Regions from separate parts of the Homo sapiens genome. Here region 1 is linked to region 2. A link is a loop called in an ENCODE intact Hi-C map of the cell type or tissue named here. Cell type or tissue: PC-9. All regions are shown on one strand. Each heading gives the region's core, and the rest is flanking DNA. Links, peaks and the distances in the headings are about the cores only. Region 1 holds the start of LOC102723708 (a long non-coding RNA gene). Region 2 has its middle 130 kb from the start of LAT.

Region 1 (2,908 bases), core at 262-2,761, 110 kb after region 2:
CCGCCGGCGTCACTACCGGCGCCATCATCCTCATCATCATCACCATCATCACTATGACCATCATCACCATTACCTCCATCATCACCACCATCACCACATCATCATCATCACCACCACCATCATCACCACCACCATCATCACCATCATTACCATCATTGTCATCACCACCACCACCACCATCACCACCACCACCATCACCACCACCACCACCATCACCACCACCATCACTATCATTACCATCATCATCATCACCACCATCATCACCACCATCATTACCATCATTGTCATCACCACCACGGCCATCATCGTCATCCAGGTCCCGTCATTACTATCATCGTCATCACCACCGTCTTCTCCTGCTTCTTCTCCATCATTATCATTGCTGCTGTCACCACCATGATTATCATCATCATCATCATCTCCATTGTTCTCATCCTTCTTCTCCTCCATGTGCCTCTATGTCTTCCCATACCTTTAACATGGGTTCCATGACTCCTTAGCATGGCTGCCATCATCATGTGGATGTGGATGGTGGTGGTGGTGATGATGGTGGTGATGGTGGTGATGATAAGGATGATGATATTGATTATGAGAGTTGTCTTAGTCCATCTGGGTTGCTTTAACAAAATACTATAAATTGGAGGCCAAGCATGGTGGCTCACACCTGTAATCCCAGCACTTCGGAAGGCTGAGGCTGGAGGATCACTTTAGGCCAGGAGTTCGAGATTAGCCTGGGCACTACACAGGAGGATCCATATCTCTACAGAACATTTTAAAATTAGCTGGGTGTGGTGGTGTGCACCTGCAGTCTCAGTTACTCAGGAGGCTGAAGTAGGAGGATTGCTTGAGCCCAGGAGGTTGAGGCTGCAGTGAGCAATGATCTCACCACTGTGCTCCAGCCTGGGTGGCAGAGCGAGACCCTGTCTCTAAAAAAAACCAAAAAAACCCATAAATTAGGTGGCTTATAAACAACAGAAGTTCCTTTCTCATAGTTCTGGAGGCTGGGAAGTCCAAGATTAACTTATCAGTAGAGTCAGTGTCTGGTGAGGCCCATTTCCTCATAGATGGTTATCTTACTGCGCCCTCACATGGCGGAAGGGGTAAGGGGGCTTTCTAGGGCCTCTTATAAAGCACGAATCCCATTAATGAGGGCTCTGCTTCTTAACTTCATCACCTCTCGAAGGCCCCACCTCCTAATCCCATCACTTTGAGGTTAAGGATTTCAACAAATGAATGTGGAGGGACACAAACACTCAGGCCCCAGCGTGGCCCAGCACCTGCAGAATGTGGCTTGGTGCAATCACTCTTTAAGCTCCCGCCCCTGGTTACTTGGTTTATTCCCCCCTCCGCCACACAAACCTCCAAGGCTGGGCTACTGATCATCCTCTTCCTACAGACGAGAGACTGCAGGCCTGGAGATGACACAGCCTGCTCAGGCCACACGGCCTGCAGGTGGCACTGCACTGCAGCAGCCGGGGACGGGCCCCACGTCCTCAGTGCCCTGTGATGTCATTTCAGTGTCGGAGCAGGGAGGGACCTGCTTGTTTTAGAGAAGGGGGTTCACCTGGGACACCCCTGAGCTTTGTCCCAAGCCTCAACAAGCCACTCACTTCCCACTTGGGAGTAGTTTCTCTGCACGCACCAGGCAGTGGGACCAGGGAAGAAATCGCGTCCACTAAGTGGTGTCGTCTGCCTGCAAGACCTGCACAGCTCCCAGGCCTATGGCTTTGGGCACCAGGTGCTGCGCCAGCGTCTGGAAATGATTAATTCCTGGGCACACCTGCTGTGTGCCCAGCCCTGGGGCTGAGGACGGAGCCCTTTCCTGCCATCATGGAGCCTGCATTGCACGGGGTGAGATGCGTGATAGAAGGACATATCCCACATCACGTGCACTGAAGACAAAGCTGTGAAAGGATAGAGTGTGGGGAGGGGCTTCTGTCTCAGATGTGGAGGTCAGGGACGTCCTCCCCAGCGGGTGACTTTGGAGCAGGGGCCTGAGGGACGTGGGCAGCCCGGCAGACCCCTCATTACATGTGTTAAAGCCTCCTCCGGTGGGGGGCTGGGCAGAGGCTATTGCAGTTGTCCAAACTTCCTGCAATGGCAGAACATTCTAGATCCGCACTGTCCAGTAAGGTGGCCACGAGTCACACGTGACTGTCGAGCTCTGGAAATGCAGCTGGTGCAGCTAAGGAGCTGAATTTTAAATTGTATTTAATTCTTGTCACTTTAAATGTAAATGTCTACCCATGGCTAGCAGTGACAGGGCAGGCCCACCTGGCCTTGGCGAAGCAGGTGAGTGCTGGAGTGTGTACTTTGAGGCTGACGGGTTTCTTGATGGATGGGTGGCGAGCAGAATGGGTTTTTAGCTGGCCAGGCCTTGGAGTTGTGAAACCTGGACTTTGTTTTATGGTGGTTCTGTGGTCTTGGACAGAGTTCACAACCTCACCAACTCTCTGTTTATTAAAAAGAGAGCGATGGCTCTGCTGGTCACGCCGGGACGTTGCAAGGCACAAATGCAGCAGACGTGAGCCTGTGTGTGGCTCACATTGGGTCAGCATTAGCCCCGCAAGCCACCCGAGGCGAGGGCCCCTGGCAACTCCAGGGCGGCTGCTTGACAAGGCGCTGCTGCCGCCTCATGTTCTCTGTTACCTGGCTTGGGGTCTTCTGGGCTCTGCAGGCCATGTTTGAGGTGGGTTGTGACCCAGTGCTCCAGTCTGACCCTCGACCCTCCCCCAAATCCCACCAGGGTTCCCATTCCACCGTGACCTGGCAGGAGATGTCAGACCGCAGCTGAGGGCCCTGCTGGTTTCCTACGAGGAGGCTGCAGATGGGAATGAGGACCTCACGGTCAAGGGCGTGGACACCTCCCGCCTGACAGATGACACATTTGTGAGTGGGTCCCCAGAGG
Region 2 (2,908 bases), core at 287-2,786:
CAAAACCAAAGTCACTTTTCATATAATTCCTCTACTTACACAGGGTGTCTATTTGGTAATATTTAATTTGTTTTGTTAACAAGGAGAAGCAGTGTAAATGTGTATGAAAAACTTACAAATAAATTCACTGTAAAATGCCTATTTCCAACCAATGGATAGGATGTGGCTCTTTTAGTAAACACTGCGTTATCATTTCCTAAATAAAACGCAGTTGTGATTTTATCACAGAAGACACATCTATTACACATAGCACAGAAATATATAAAGTGGGCATGGAAGTGGCCCTGCCTTTGTCCTTGTCCCACTGTTGAGAAGAGGGTGGGCCCCCGGTTGAATGTGACTTGCGTAGAGTCGTGTGCGTGGCTCTAGGTTGTTTTATTGGTATATAAGAGTGATTTTTCCCAAAACCCCAGGCAGAATCATTGGTAATTCAGAATTAAAATAATATGGGTGTACTGTTTAAAGAATTTGAGAGCCAAACATTTGATGTTCTCTGGTTGTTGAAAATAGCGGGGTTATCAGTGGCCATTCAGGGATTCAGCCACCTATTGTTGCTTTTCAAGACGATGCATGTTTGTCATGCCATGGACCGTGCCTCCTTTGTAGATAAGCTGATTGAGTGTCATCACGTGGGCTTGGGTCCACCTGATGCCGTGGTTCCTTCCCTCTCTCACACGCGCCTTAAACAGAGAGTAGTCAGTCAGGGAGGGTGAGTTTCAGTTGGTTTCTTTAGCTCCTGTCTATATCAGTGCCCAGTGGTGAATCTTGCCAGGAGAGGTGGTGACCTGAGAAAAGGTGAGTTGTTGGGCAATATGTGGATTTTCCCTCCTGCAGTGCTGTCCCTGCCACTATGTACACCAGGTTTCCATGCCAGCTACATGTTGTAGGATATCACTGCAGTTTTGATATTCTGCAGATTCCCTTGAGATCAGAAAGGAGAGTGGGTGTAAGCAGTGTTGTAGGTCAGCTGCAGTTAGTGGGAAAGCGGTTCCAGCTTCAATGTGGGCCAGGCTCCCGCTCCCCCGTCAGTGTGGGACGGCCTCCCGCTCCCCTGTGCTGCGAGCTCCACGGCCAGCTCTCAGTGGCTGCCACAGTGCCGCCCCTGCTGTCCCGAGCCTACCTCCCCCTTCCTTCTGATGTGTGCACTTTGGACCCCACACTCTTTAGGTCATGGGCAGGAAAGGAGAGAGAAAAGACAAAACACAAATTCTGTGCTATTTTCAGCTGTTGATTCTTAAGGCAGGTGCCAGCCTTCCTGAGTACTAAGCAGGGCTGGTGGGCACTCCCCCAACCTGTCCCTCCCTAGACCCGAAGGAGTGTCCTTCTGTCTGCTGGTGAGACCTGGTGGAGGGTGTCTCTTTTGCACAGTGCAATTCCTGTGTGATTAACACGTTTCCACGTGTGCTCATGGTGGCTCCTGGATGGGACGGCAGCTAGGGAAATGAAGTTCTTCCCTTTCTGGTTTGTGTGTTTTCTGTTTCTTGGGTTTGGAGTCCGGCACGTGACTGCTCACTGTGGTTACTTGGAGTTAGAAATCCGGAGGAGACTCAGCCGGAAAGGTCAGACGTGGAGCCCGGCTTTGCCAACCACTAGGTGGCAAGCTTGCCGCTCAAGAGCCCCACGGGAGCCTCAGGACCAAATCCCAAGTCAGGGCCACAGGGGGTCCCGTCACCTTTTCCGATTAGGCAGCGGGGTGTGAGGTGAATGTGCGTGGCCTGTGGCTTTTATGCTGTTTCGATGTTAGGTGTAATCTGTTTTTATTGTTGAGAAGATTTGACTAGTTTTATATGTAAATTTACTGATTAATAATAACATATTAAAGTACATTTTTAAAATTAAATGGGCTTAACCAAGAATTGCAACTGCACATAGAAGTGAAACCATGACTAAATCATCACATTTGAAACAGGACGTGTGACTCGTGTGTAAAATGTGAACTTGTTACTCACATGTTTCTGGCTCATAGCTCAGAAGCTAGTTCCAGTGTGGGGATTGTTCTGTCTGAATAGATAGAGTTGAGATCAGGAAATAGCTGTTTGGTGTTTCTTGGGGTTGTCTTCTTACAGTTCAGGAGACCCTTCCTAAAGCCGGTCTTTTCTCACTTCCAGTCATTCCTGTATTCCATCAACCAGACAATCTGCTTGCGGTTGGATAGCATTGAAGCCAAATTGCAAGCCCTGGAGGCTACTTGTAAATCCTTAGAAGAAAAGCTGGATCTGGTCACGAACAAGCAGCACAGCCCCATCCAGGTTCCCATGGTTGCCGGCTCCCCTCTCAGGACAACCCAGATGTGCAACAAAGTGCGATGGTAAGAACAGACCAGGGTGCCGGGGCCTTCAGGTCACTTGGGGAGAAGCGCGTCACCTCCTCGCCCAGGCCCGCAGCTTAGTGGCTCAGTTTGCTGGAGATGCGCAGTGTCTGCCTCAGCAGTCTCAGCAGTTTCTAACTAAAGCTGACTTTAGTTAGACCGAAACCGAACACATGGCATCCTGCCAGGATGACCTGAAGTCATCCTCACCTTTCCTTTCCACATAAAGCCGGCCCATACACCTTTTCTTTGGAACTAACCCACCAGATCTTAGAAGATGTACACGTGCTTCTTTCCTTTTTCCTACTCTACCTGGCTAGTCTTTAGATATGTTTTTCTTCGTATGTGGTGTTTATACATTTCACATGAATATATCAAACTTTTCATTCAAATCTGCAGTTTTTATTTTGCTTATTTTTAAAAAGTAGAGTCTAATGAGTCTAATCTTAGAAGGCTGTGTGGTAGTTTGTGAACTGTTTGAGTGGAACCTTTATGATGTCTTAAGAAGTCTCGGACCTGCTTGGTGTCCACTCATCCAAGGCTTCCTGTCAGATATTCCAGCTGACAGCTCGCGCTGAAGCTCAGGCTCTGGTGTTGCTA

The links. Peaks named below come from ENCODE experiments on the same cell type or tissue, not always from the same donor. Only the 100,000 strongest peaks of a DNase experiment are listed, where the experiment ranks them.
Region 1: it touches region 2 in a loop (9-fold over the local background); 3 of 110 quality-filtered maps call a loop at or near these places.

Annotation. Positions count from the first base shown.
Region 1 is chr16:29,226,824-29,229,731 of GRCh38, forward strand. LOC102723708 (a long non-coding RNA gene) reads right to left here and starts at 1,700. Exons shown (of 2, transcript NR_188602.1): 1 at 1,360-1,700. RefSeq lists a silencer at 2,757-2,908. In PC-9, for the core only: CTCF peaks have their summits at 1,492 (motif pointing right), 1,696 and 1,897; DNase peaks (open chromatin) are centred at 1,478 and 1,718.
Region 2 is chr16:29,114,019-29,116,926 of GRCh38, forward strand. It overlaps the pseudogene RRN3P2. Among named protein-coding and RNA genes, the nearest start is that of LAT, 130 kb to the left of the region's middle. RefSeq lists an enhancer at 1,109-1,657. In PC-9, for the core only: CTCF peaks have their summits at 1,499 and 1,717; a DNase peak (open chromatin) is centred at 1,513.